2 separate regions of the Homo sapiens genome follow, and region 1 is linked to region 2. Evidence: chromatin contacts called from ENCODE Hi-C or POLR2A ChIA-PET data. All regions are on one chromosome and are shown on one strand. Each heading gives the region's core, a stretch centred on a gene start or an enhancer-like site at or near the end of the contact. The rest is flanking DNA. Distances are from core to core; before and after follow the strand shown. Region 1 overlaps RGL1 (ral guanine nucleotide dissociation stimulator like 1). Region 2 overlaps RGL1 (ral guanine nucleotide dissociation stimulator like 1).

Region 1 (6,127 bases), core at 1,513-4,012, 41 kb before region 2:
GTACCATTTGGACCAATGTACATTTCCACTATGCCACAAGGTGTGACTGTGATTCCATCTCCTTCCTGGAGAGACAGGGAGAAATCCCACAATAATGTGGGCAATACCTCAGTTATTACTTTCCTACAATGTCTACCATCAGAAATGGAGCCTATAAAACCTCAGAGGCTGTGAAAAAGTGAATGATGAGACTGCATTCCAGATTTTGACAAAGCTAATTTGTATGTCAAGTCACGAAGAATGACTACATCCCGGGTTGAGGAAAAATGCCTTTTGAGAGCATGGCCAGTCCGTAGGTGTCCACGAAGGCTTTCTTTCAATATTTAGAGCATGAATGATTGTATCCCCTGGATTTCAAAGCAGAAAGCTAAGAAATCCAACTAGAGCAGCAAATTAGTCATCTCAGTTTGATGAATCCTGAATATGATGCTTTTCCTGGATTGGCTACATTATGACAAAGTCACTTGAGGGTTCCAGGATTACCACTGTTGTTTTAACACCATGTGAAGCAACACACATGTCCCCTTGAAGAGCAGCAGATATAAACCAAGGGATGAAACCATTGCCAACATTCTACCTTACTGACCTAACCATAAGCTAAGGAGCCAGAAGTCACTATTGAGTAAGCTTGGTTAGCCAGAAACCTTCCCCAAATGGTGCAAATTCTAGTTATGTCATAGTTGACTTTCTGATCCAAACCCTTCAACCAACAGATTGAAGCAGATGTGTACAGAAGATTAACACTGATATTGGTGGGGTGCGGTGGCTCATCCCAGCACTTTGGGAGGCCGAAGTGGGTGGATCACCTGAGGTCAGGGGTGTGAGACCAACCTGGCCAACATGGTGAAACTCCATCTCTACTAAAAATACAAAAATTATGCGGGCATGGTGGCACATGCCTGTAATCCCAGCTACTCGGGAGGCTGAGGCAGGAGAATCCCCTGAACCCAGAAGACAGAGGTTGTAGTGAGCCAAGATCGTACCACTGCATTCCAGCCTGGGCAACAGAGTAGTGAGACTTCATCTCAAAAAAAAAAAAAAAAAAAAAAAAAAAAGAAGACTGGTCTTAATTAAGATCTTAAGATTAAGATATTTTGGTTTTTAAATTTTTATTTATGCAGTCACAGAAAATAGAAACTCGACGGAAATTCTTTTATCACCTCTCATCAGTTTCCTTTTTTCCAACATGGGAGAATGTATCCTTGTTACCAATCCCTCATCTTCCCCTGCAGCTGTGCCCTTTGCACTGTGATTTCAGAGTTCCTCCCACTAAAACTGGAGCCTATTTCTCTGCTTCATTTACTTATGTGGAATGTGGCCACATGATTACTTTAGCCAATAGAATGTTGGTTGATACGACTCAAGTAAAGGCTTGACATATGCTTGCGAGTGGGCTTGCCCTCTTGCTTGTCCGTCTTAGCATGCTAAGGGCATGCCCTGGGTAGCCCGTTACTCCAACAATAATGAGAGGCAAGTGGAACAGACCTGGACCAAATCTGTGGCCTAGTGTCAAGCCCAACCTAGATCAGCCAACCAGCAGATACATAAGAGAGATAAATAGTGGTTGTTTTAAGTCACTGACTTTTGGAGTGGCATGCAATGCAACATTATTGTGATAAATGCTTGGCTAAGACAAAACATGGCACCAAGAACCTGACACATCTCCATCTCTGACTTTTTGCTCTTTCTAAGAAGTCCTACTTCCCCTAAATAACTCCAGTGCCTTAAGAGGTGGGTATAGAACAATATTTCAAAGGCCAAATGAATAAACGAAACTGCTTAGTGCTTTTACACCTGTTTCTATTAGTAGTATGTCCCCAAATTGAACTCTTCTTTTGATGCCTGTTCAAAACATGACTTTCAAAATACTATAGAGTGATCCACTTAAAAACAGACATTCCTTGCTGTGGTGTGGCAAAGAGCATGTAGGTGCCTGCATTAGGAATTATGAGAAGGGTTGAGTATATACCTTTTTTTGAGGCTCATCAGGGGTGTCCATGGGAGTAATGGAGCCCTCCTCAGCCTCTGAGTGGTTCGACTCGCAGGATGACACGCTGACAGAGTCCATGCTTTCACCAGAGCTCCCGCTGGCAGTGGACTTGGGCTGCTCTTTGGTGGGAGTGGGACTGGTGATCATGTCAGACCCTAGAAACAGTCTGGAAAAAAACAGAATGCCAAGCATTTGGGCTGTTACAAATCTGGAATCCATGATTAGGCAAATATTTTGTGTTGATTAAGCCCTTGATGTTTTTTCAGTCTTGTGTGTTCTGTCATTATTATTTTAGGAGGACATTCGCTATAAAGTTTCTAACAAATAGTAGTAAACATCTTGTCCCAAAAGAGTATTTCCAACTTCAAAGAACACATAGATTATTCAGTACTAATCTGAAGTCTTTCTAGGTCAATGGTCCTCTACATTTTAACAGTCTATGGACCACCTTGGCAGGATCAAGATACCATCAGCATACCCCCATCACTTCCTACCATAAAATGATCTTCACAGGCAAAGAAGGGATGGCACTGCTTTGGGTAAGAAACCAAGGAGGAAGACTTCTATTTCCAACAATCTGTGAACTACAGTATCCTAAATGCTTCCTCTATAAAACAGCTAGATAAGAAATATTAAAAACTCTTTTTAGTTGAGCTTGCAAGATAGGAAGGGAAATCCCTACAGGCCTTAAGTGAAAAAGGAACTGAAAACCAGAAGCACGCGAGCTAGTTCTGCAGCTGCTCTGGTGGGGGAGTGGGAGGCCCCAATCTTGGCAAAATAGTGATATGGGTTTTAATGCACACCCAGGGCCCAAAGATGAGGGTTTCTGTTTATGAATGGTGAGGAGTTAGAACCAAAACTATATACAGCCAGGGCCCACAAAGGGCTATACCCTTACTAAAAAGATAGGCCAGAAAAATATCTTTCTACTAGCATAGGAAGACAACAGGGAGACTGTTCTTGCCTGAGCATGGAAAGAAGAAAAATGTCTCCTATGAAGTCATGTGTGAGCTGGGTCTGTGCCTCACTCCAATTTGCTATTTATGTGGTCTATGGGGTTAGAAACTCTCAACCGGTGACACCGCTAGTAAACTAGATTTTTTCTTAAAAAAAAAGAAAATCTTGCGGGAGGGATATACCTTCAGCCCAGGCTTCAGAGAATCCCCTGATAAAGATAAACTCGTGATACAAAATTACAAAATACACACAAGGAAATATTCCACTGAAAGAGAGAGCCAACAGGCATAACAAAAAGCAGGCTTAGACTCCTGAGAACTTCAAATTTGAGAACTGTCAGAACAAAACTAATAATGTGCTTATTCATCCAACAAATATCTGCATGTCTACTATAAGCCAAGCTGCAAAATAAGTATGTTAGGAAATATTAAAGACATAAAAGAAGAAATTGAAAACCGGAGCTCAGAGCAAGACATCCTAATAAAGGAAGAAGATAATTTGAAAAACATTTCACCTCTAAGTGAAAAAGGTGGTGACTTAAACTAAAACCTCAGTGGAAGGATTAAATAACTTGAAGAAAAAAATCATGAACTAGATGACAGATCTGAAGAAAATCCTCAAAAATCATCATCAAAAGATAAAGACATAGAAAGAACAGTGAAAAGATATGGAGAAAGCAGTAAGAAAGCCCCAGGTATGTGTAGGAGGAGTTCCAGAAGACATGGAGAGGATGGAAGAAGGCCCATATCAGAAGAGATGGTGGCTGAGAGGATTCCAGAACTGGTGAACCATAGGAATCCTCCCATCCAAGAGCCATGTCCTGAATAGGGTAAGACTAAACTCCCACTTAAACTGGTATATCAAAGACAAAAGAAATTCTTAAAATCAACAGGGGGCCAGGCACAGTGGCTCTCAAAGTGCTTCCAGCACTTTGGGAGGCCGAGGCAGGCTGACTGCCTGAGTTCAGGAGTTCAAGACCACTCCAGGCAACGTGGTGAAGCCCCATCTCTACCAAAATACAAAAAAATTACCCAGGTGTGGTGGCATGTGCCTGTAATCCCAGCTACTTGGGAAGCTGAAGCACAAGAATTGCATGAACCCAGGAGGCAGAGGTTACAGTGAGCCAAGATCACTCCAGCCTAAGCGACAGAGCAAAACTCTTTTGAAAGAAAGAGAGCGAGTGAGGAAGGAAGGAAGGAAGGAAAGAAGAAAGAAAAGCAACAGGAGTGGGAACATAAAACAGAGGAATAGTAATTAAGCAGATACCACACATCTCAAAAGTAACCATGGAAGTCAAAAGACACTGAATAATATCGTCAAAGTGCTGAGTGAAAGTAACAGTCAGTATTGAATTCTATACCCGTCTAATATAATTCTAAGAAGGAGGGCAAAATAAAGACTTTCTCAGACTAAGACTGAGAAGGTTTACCGTTAACAGATTTACACCACAAGTAGTGGTAAAAGGAGGGCGGGAGTCAGATTAAGAAGGAACGGCATGCAAGGCAACTAGCACGTGGGCTGAACCTAAACAAGTACTGACTATAAAATAACAACAATAATAGAAACAATGAAGGTGAACTTGATTTTTTATTAAATATTTTCGGAATTATATGCTTGAATTCCAAGAGCTCAAGCATATTTTTGCTCTGCCTTATCTCTACCCTGCTATCTCCAGCCCCATTTTCCCTGTCTTCCTTTTATGACCCTTCAAGCATTACAGGAGCATTACAGGGACTATAGGGGTATGAGCTAAACTCTGATCACAGAAGCAAAAATAATGCCCTTTCTTACTGCTTCATAAATTACAAAGGTAGATCTTGAAAGGATGTCAACTAGTGGTCCTCCATCCATTATCTCAGAGTCTCTAGGGTTCTTCCATTTCTACAATTCAGTAAGGTCCTGCTTTGTCCTGCGTTGTGAAGGTTCATTCTGGCTCAGTAGTAGGCATCTCTAACTTTCAAACTAGGCCTAAGCACCCAAAGTTTTCTCCAACCTCTTTGGAATGATGAGCCATTGAATGTGGGAACAGCAAAAATGCATTTCCCAGATTTGTAAACATGCTAAGAAGATCATGAAATCTTTTGAAAAATAATGGTATGCAAACACCCTTGTATGTACAAGAAATAAGATGGGGGCATATGAACTGCTTTCATAATAGATGCCCAAACTCAACTGCAGATACCAAGGGTTATCCCAGCAAGATTTTACTAGTAAGAGATGTACTGAGTACCTACCACACTTTGTGAAGGGCATAGCACCCTCACAGTCCTGCCCTCTCTGGATTTCACAGTAAATGTTTTCATAGGACTGACCACTTGTCTGTGTCAGTGAAGACAGAGGATCCAGGGGTATTAGAACTCCCACCACAAAACATATAGATCCCGGGCTTGGAGAGGAGTACAGAGAAGCAGTAGCATAGAAATGAGGATGGGGAGAAGGCAGGAGGATAGAGGTAGCAGGACGCAGGATTAGGCCTGCCTGCATTGAGAATTTTTGTTTTTTTCCTTAAGAACCTCTGACTGCCATAGTGGGTCCAGAAGCTCCCAATTCCTTCTGCTGCCTCAGTGAGCAGAGTGGACACCCAGGATCCCCTGCATGTCTGGACTCCTCTATCAGGGAGCTGATTCCCTGTGCACATGCCAGTCTTACCAGCTGACAAGGCTTGGTCAGGCCCCTCAGATTATCTCAGTAGTTCATTCCCCCATATCTGCAAAGATGAAAAGACAGCAAGATACTATGAAAAATTCTCCTCAAGAGCTGACTCCAAAAGCTCATAAATCTAGAGTTCCGCAGGGCCAGGACAGTCATCTGAACAAAGAGAGGGTGAGCAAAACACAGGATGATCTTCCAGATGCTTTCTACTAAAGCGCATGTTCCAACCCACCCACAATGCCTCATACCACCCATATCACCTGATGGCAGATAGCAGCCTGCGTGGCCGCTGATGGTGGGAGACCTTGCTATCCACATCCAGCAGAGGTCTTTATGTTACACCGGGGACATGGCAACACTCAAGGTCATGTGCCATCCCTGCCTGTGTCTCAATGTGACTCACTGAAGTAGGTGGAGAGACAGTGCTGGGAAATATCAAATGCCCATAAAGACAGTCAGAATCCTGATCCCCCCAAATCCTCAAAAAGATATTAACTGATTCATTTCATTAAAAATAATGGTGGTTTT
Region 2 (6,378 bases), core at 1,376-3,875:
GGAGTCAGTTGGACGGGAGTTCAAATATCAGACCTGTCACTTAACCACCTGCCTGATCTTAGTCAAAACACATAACTTCTCTGAAGCTTCACTTTATATCCTATAAAGTGAGGACAATATCTCAGCATATTTGTGATGGTTGAAGAAGACACAAATATAAAGTACTTAGCAGAATGCCTTGTAAGCATACCACAAATTGTAGCCAATGGTGGTGGCAAGGGCAGTGTCATCATTTTCTTTGTTTACAATGCTGTGCAGGGAATCAAACAATACAGTCTAATTGTGATGTCTGTTTTCCTTTCTAAAAGAGACATTCTTTAATGTAGAAAACCCTAGGAGATACTCGTATGATTGATCTGTCTTCTTTTTGAGCCATTGATTATCAATGTTGTTTTATTCTTCCTCAACTATTAGAACATCAGTTTCTGCTCAGGGCTTTCTACCCATGTCCCTAAAATGCAGACTTGACTTAGAATGCTAATGACTTGTAAAACTATGGTTTTTATTCTTCTTTGTCCTGTAGGGATATTTTAAAGACAATACCAGACTCTTCGATATGGCATATCACTTCTTCATTTCTTTTGTTTCACTTTAAAAAAAATTCCTTTCACATTATAACTTTTAATTCTTCTAAATTGGAGTTTTAAATCTTGTTTTTGCTGTTCTTCACCCCTCCTCCTTTTCCCCATTTTTGTTATAATCACTCCAATTAATTTCAATTGCCTTCTTAGGGCATCTGAATTTGCAGGAATGAATATTGATTGCAAACTCTCTGGGAAGATTTTTTAACTTTCCACTGTGAAGTTTCTGAGGCAGTAATGTAACACAGCCAACTTCCTTTAACTCCTTTCCTTTCTCTTTAAAGTGTATCCGATGTCTTGGATTACTACTATTTACATGATCCTTTACCAGTGACTGAAATCTGGTGTCACTGTTTACAACTTCTGGGAAAAGATTACAAGAACAATATACGTATCTTCTGAATATGTGGAAATGAAAGCAGAACGATTTCAACAATTTGAAGTAGTACTATGGTAGAGAGTTTGAGAAAACAAAACTTGGCACTCCAGAAGGAAACTGATGAGATTCAATTAAAGAAAAGAAAACAGAAACAATTTCAACCTTATAATAGTCATTAAAGGAAAGAAATAAAGCATCATTTCTTGAGGAGTTTTAAATCTCTTTAAATAAAGTTATATATAGAGAGAGGGAGATATGGCCATCTCATATAAAATTCAGAGAATGAAGATTCGTGTTGTAAAAGCTCTATATGGTTAATATCCCTTCTTTACATTCTCTTCATTTCTGAATTCAATGACTATAATAAATCTGCCCTAGAGACAATTCACTTTTTCCATCTGGTTCAGATTTTATTATTTAAAAAGATAGCATTTTATCGTGTAAAAATGTCAGCAGGAAAAGGGCACGGGTAGAATGAATATAGGCAGAAATGTTTTCTTCTGTCATAGAAAGTGAGTTTCCTAATTGATAAATAGTGGCCAATTTAGGAATCCTAGAAATAAATGTGGCACACCTTATATAATCAGTCTAGCCCTACCATCAGAAATCACCGTGAGGCAAAGATTCCAACATCCAGAAGCCTTGGAAGTTGAATCCTTTGCAACTGAACACATTCTTGTCTTAGCCAGATAACTTTAGAGGGTCCTGACATTGTGCAAAGCCTGAACTCTGGACTGGAATTACAAGTACTCCGCATGTGGGAGTCCCTGCACAATCTGATACTTTTTTAAATGCATGAAGAACACTAGTCGGTTGTGGTCCAAGACATCAGAAACCAATTTTTCATCTTGAATGCTTCATCTGTATTTCCACATTTTCCTTCTTTAAAGTTCTTTTACCCTCTGAAAGGTTTAAATCCATATTTGGAAATACAGGAAAGATTTTACTTGGTACTTGGGAGCCTGTATAAAATGTAAGGGTTGCTCTTTGCTTTACAGCTAAAACGGGAAAACAAACAATATTTGGGCATTTTTCTGTTCATGGTTAAATCCAATAGTGAGTCCCTGTCCCCATCCCCTCCTCCACCCAGGTCTGCAAAACTGAAGGCAACTGCCCTAAACAGGATGTTTACTTCCTGAATGTCATTGGATTCCTGCTGTCGGTTTTCCACCTGAAATCACAAGAGAACAGATTCATAGCAAAAGAAAACAATGGGCATTTTGCCACTCCTTGCCTTACTCCCACAAGACAATGCTTTAGCTCAGCTCTTTATTCATGACCCCAGTGAGCAGCTGTGATGTCATGACTAATAACAAACAAAGCTTGTGTATGTGTTTCTTCCTGTCTCTTCAAAACTGGTAACACACTTTCCAACAGAGAAAAGTGGTCGAAGGTACCGTACTCTCAAAAGTCCACTATGCTGTGTGGACCATATCTCTGTTTCTGTTATTCATTTTTTGAGAGAAAGAAAAAGCTAAATAAATTTTATCTTAGACATCACTGAACTTAAAAGGACCTCAGCGAGCATTTACTCCAAGCACTCATTTTTCAGGTGAAGAAACTGAAACAAAGGGAGGTGAAGGGACTAAGCCAAGGTCAGATGACTGGTAAGTGACAGAGTGATAGAGAAGGAGCAGGATCCGAGTTCTCCAGGCTCCTTCACCAGGGCCTTTCCCTCTCCATGTGGCTGCCTCTGAATCACTTCCACATTTGATTCAGCTACTTATAAAAAGAGACACAAATAGAGAAATTTCCAAATAGGCCTGCTCCTATTTTTATGTATGTTAGGTATTCATAAAGACAGTTTCACTTGAGAACTAGAGCCTCAATACTACATAGCAGGGCTTCTTAGGCACTATTGACATTTAAGGTCAGATCATTCCTTGTTGGGGTAGAGGAGAGTTACTTTGTGCATGCTGAAAGATTCTCCCCCGGGCCCGAAAGCTTGAAGGGATGAGTAACTCCTCCCTTCTCAGGCCCAGTCCCAAAGCTCAAGGCCACTTGCGCCAGCAGCACGCGTCAGCAAGATAGCAGAAGCAGGAAGACAGCGGGCCAGAAGACACCTACCCTGGCCGGAAGACACCTACCCTGGCCGGAAGACACCTACCCTGGCCGGAAGACAACTACCCTGGCCGGAAGACACCTACCCTGGCCGGAAGACAACTACCCTGGCCGGAAGACACCTACCCTGGCCGGAAGACAACTACCCTGGCCGGAAGACACCTACCCTGGCCGGAAGACAACTACCCTGGCCGGAAGACACCTACCCTGGCCGGAAGACACATACCCCTGAAGACCGAGAAAGAGGCCGTCCAGGTACTACGTAGCAGTCACGTCAGACTGGGACACTTCCTGTTTACAGAGGACTACAAAGCCCCTGTCCCGTCCTCACTTGGGGCTGATGTCATTTTAGGTCTCAGCCCGCCTGCACCCAGGCACTCATTAAAACAGTGTGTTGCTCCACACCGCTTTGTGTTGTCTGTTGGCATGCTTTTAGGGTTCGAACCAATACAAGAAACTTTCACATGCTAGGACGTTTAGCAGCATCCCTGGCCTCTACCCATGAGTTGCCAATAGCCTCCCCCCACCAAGTTGAGACAACCAAAATGTCTGTAGGGCATTGGCAAATGTCCTCTGGAGGATAACAATCGCCCTGTTGAGAACCACTGCCATACCTCCTACACATCTATTGATCATCAGGAAGCCCTCAATCATTGCTGCAAGTCAGATGCCAGAGGTCTGGGATGACCAGGAAATTTGCAATACATTACATACAGATGGGAGAAGATGCTTCCCTGATTTCCTCTCACAAAGACAAAGACAAAGCAGTGACCCTATCTAGGCACAGAAATGATCAGGAGAAGCATAGTTTCAGAAAAAGAGAGCCAAAAAATAATAGTGAAGTGAGATGAAAAACAATAAAAGATGTGGGGAAAAAACAGTGAGAAAGACAGAAGAAAGGGAAATGGAAGGAAGAAAGAGGTCACCAGTAAGAAGGGATTTTAACATTCCAGAATCTGTAGGACAGAGCGACCCATTATAAGATAAAGTGGCATATTTTCATCAGGCATAATTTTTTAAAAGGCAACTCAGTCTGAGCAAAAGGGTCAAGAACTTTCCACCAAGTTATTGTGAGACTTTAGGAAAGGACCATTGTCCCCAGAGGATGGACCCCTCAGGGGAGTTCTGTGTGAAGCTCTTTGTTAAGCCCTCATATGCTTAAAACTCTAAAACTCTTTAAAACAGCTTAGCTTGGAGTTTCATTCACATTAGTGTTCCTAGTATACAACGAATTCGAATGAGACTTTAAAAGAATGAACATGACTCTTCATACCCAGGGTGCAATTTTCTTAACTGCTACTTCCCAAAAAATCTATTTTATCTCAAAACACCTCATGGGACAGAGAAGCTCTGGATTTTTTTATTATTATTATTTACTTTTAAGACAAGGTCTCACTCACTCTGTTGCCCAGGCTGGAGTGCAGTGGCACGATCATGGCTCACAGCAGCCTCAACCTCCCAGGCTCAAGCAATCCTCCTGCCTCAGCCTCCCAAGTAACTGGGACTACAGGCATGTGCCACCACATCCAGCAATTTTTTAAAAAAATTTTTGTAGAGACAGAGTCCCACTACGTTGCCCAGGCTGGTTTTGAGCTCCTGCCTTAAGTGATCTTCCCTCCTGGGCTTCCCAAAGTGTTGGGATTACAGGCATGAGCCACCACGCCCGGCCAGCTCTGGATATTTTTGATTGTGACTCTCCTCAGAGTGTTCAGGTGGCTAATTGAATGGCAGCTCTAGATTGGACTGAGTTCCAAAATATGTGTATAATAACATGTCTATTTCTGAATCTGCTCACAAGTCTAGATTACACTCAATTCTTACAGTATCTCTCCTTTTGTATATGCTCCAAAATGTCCATTATAAAAAGGTTCTTCTAAAAAAATCATTATCTTAGTGAGTTTTCATAGACTCCTATGATTCTCAAAACTCTAAAGTGCTTAGGAATCACTTGAGAATCTTGTTAAAATGCAGATTCTAATCCATTAGGTCTGAGTGGGGCCTGAGAGTCTGCATTTCTCACAAGCTCCCACCCAGGAGATGCTGATGCTATAGGTCCACGGTCACACTTTGAGCGAGAAGGCTCTATGTCTAACCCATTCTGAAAAATCACCTTTTAGATTATATTGTTTCCCTCCTATAAAAATTCATTACTGCTGACTGCCCACTGCTTACCAGGGAAAGTCCAAACTCTCCTGCAAGAAATTAATGCCCTTCATGAAGTAAGTCCAATCTAGCTTCAGCTCCACTGACTCCCCTCTCACCTAACATGTACTCTATGAAGCAGCCACACCAATTCTGTGTTGTTCCCCAAAATTCCATGAAAATTGCATTTGCCCAATTTGGTCCCACTGTTTCCTATACCCAGACGGCTCTACCAACAAAATCTTCACCATGCTTCAGGGCCCAGATCAAAGGTAACCTCCTCCAAGAGGCCTTCCCCAAGCCCTTCTAAAAACAAAAGAATTGTTCCTCCCACTGTACCTTGTGCTTGACATTCAAATACCTACACTGGTATGTCTGGTTTTCTGGAAAGTTATGATCCACTGAACAAAACTGTAAAACTACATGGAACCTAACTCAGGAGTTAAAAAAGATACTCAGCTTTCTACTTTCACATCCCTAGCTCCTGAAGAAAGGAGTCTATCAGTAACTCTTCTGAGGAGTTAAAAATTCCACAGGATTCCCCCCAGACTTTTGGCCCCAAAATGAATATTTAACACTAGTGGTTTCAGGCACCCAGGTGCACATTCCATCTACTCAGGAACATCACCCCTACAATGGCCCCCACCCCCGCATCATGGATGTTTTCTCATAGGACATTCTCATCAGCATAAAATATCTTCCATCTTTTAAAAAACACATATACAACCAAAAAAAAAACCCATCTTCCATCCATTTCTCTATTCCCCTTTGCAGCAAAGCTCCTCCTCTAACAAGACTCACTGTCCCCACTTCATCCCCTTCATTCTCTCTTGCCCACCTTTCCATCCACCAAACTGCACTTGTCAAGTCACCAAAGACCGCAGCACTGCAAAGGAGGAGTCACTTTTCAGACCCTCACACTCGATCTAGGGCAGCACTGGAGGGAGTTGGTCACTCCCTCCCTGAAATCCTTTCTTTGCTTGTCTTCTGGGGACACAACAACTTCTTTTTTCTCCTCCCCCATCCTTCCCCAAAGCTGCTCTGTTCCAGTCTCCTCTGCCAGACGCTCTACTTCCCTAACTCTAAACACCCAAGGAACCAGGCTCAGTCTCTGGATCTTCTCTCCTCTATCTGCCCTTAGTTCCCAGGAAGCCACATTCAGTCTCATAGCTTTAAATACCATGTATAAACTAAAGACATCCAAATTTATACCTC

The links. A loop is a pair of places that touch in the nucleus more often than their neighbours do. ChIA-PET counts read pairs that join two places held with the same protein, here RNA polymerase II (POLR2A). Pooled maps may share reads with other maps.
Region 1: a loop to region 2 is called in a map of dorsolateral prefrontal cortex, with 2.7 times the contacts of the local background. The contact joins two enhancer-like sites. A Hi-C loop is called at or near these places in 5 of 168 maps with a recorded cell type or tissue (breast epithelium, dorsolateral prefrontal cortex, endothelial cell of hepatic sinusoid and 2 more), 6 of 37 single-sample maps with no recorded cell type and 12 of 50 pooled maps. POLR2A ChIA-PET finds 5 or more read pairs at or near these places in 2 of 52 experiments (RWPE1 and activated CD4-positive, alpha-beta T cell).

What each region holds. Positions count from the first base shown.
Region 1 is chr1:183,908,111-183,914,237 of GRCh38, reverse strand. RGL1 (ral guanine nucleotide dissociation stimulator like 1) reads right to left here. Exons shown (of 18, transcript NM_001297671.3): 15 at 1,970-2,156. Among named protein-coding and RNA genes, the nearest start is that of RGL1, 110 kb to the right of the region's middle. RefSeq lists enhancers at 1,891-2,060, 2,537-2,626. Within about 2 kb of position 2,762, at least 4 of the 41 ENCODE cell types and tissues checked have a DNase peak (open chromatin) inside an H3K27ac peak, as active enhancers do.
Region 2 is chr1:183,867,146-183,873,523 of GRCh38, reverse strand. All of the region lies in intron 4 of RGL1 (ral guanine nucleotide dissociation stimulator like 1), which reads right to left. Among named protein-coding and RNA genes, the nearest start is that of RGL1, 65 kb to the right of the region's middle. Within about 2 kb of position 2,625, at least 18 of the 41 ENCODE cell types and tissues checked have a DNase peak (open chromatin) inside an H3K27ac peak, as active enhancers do.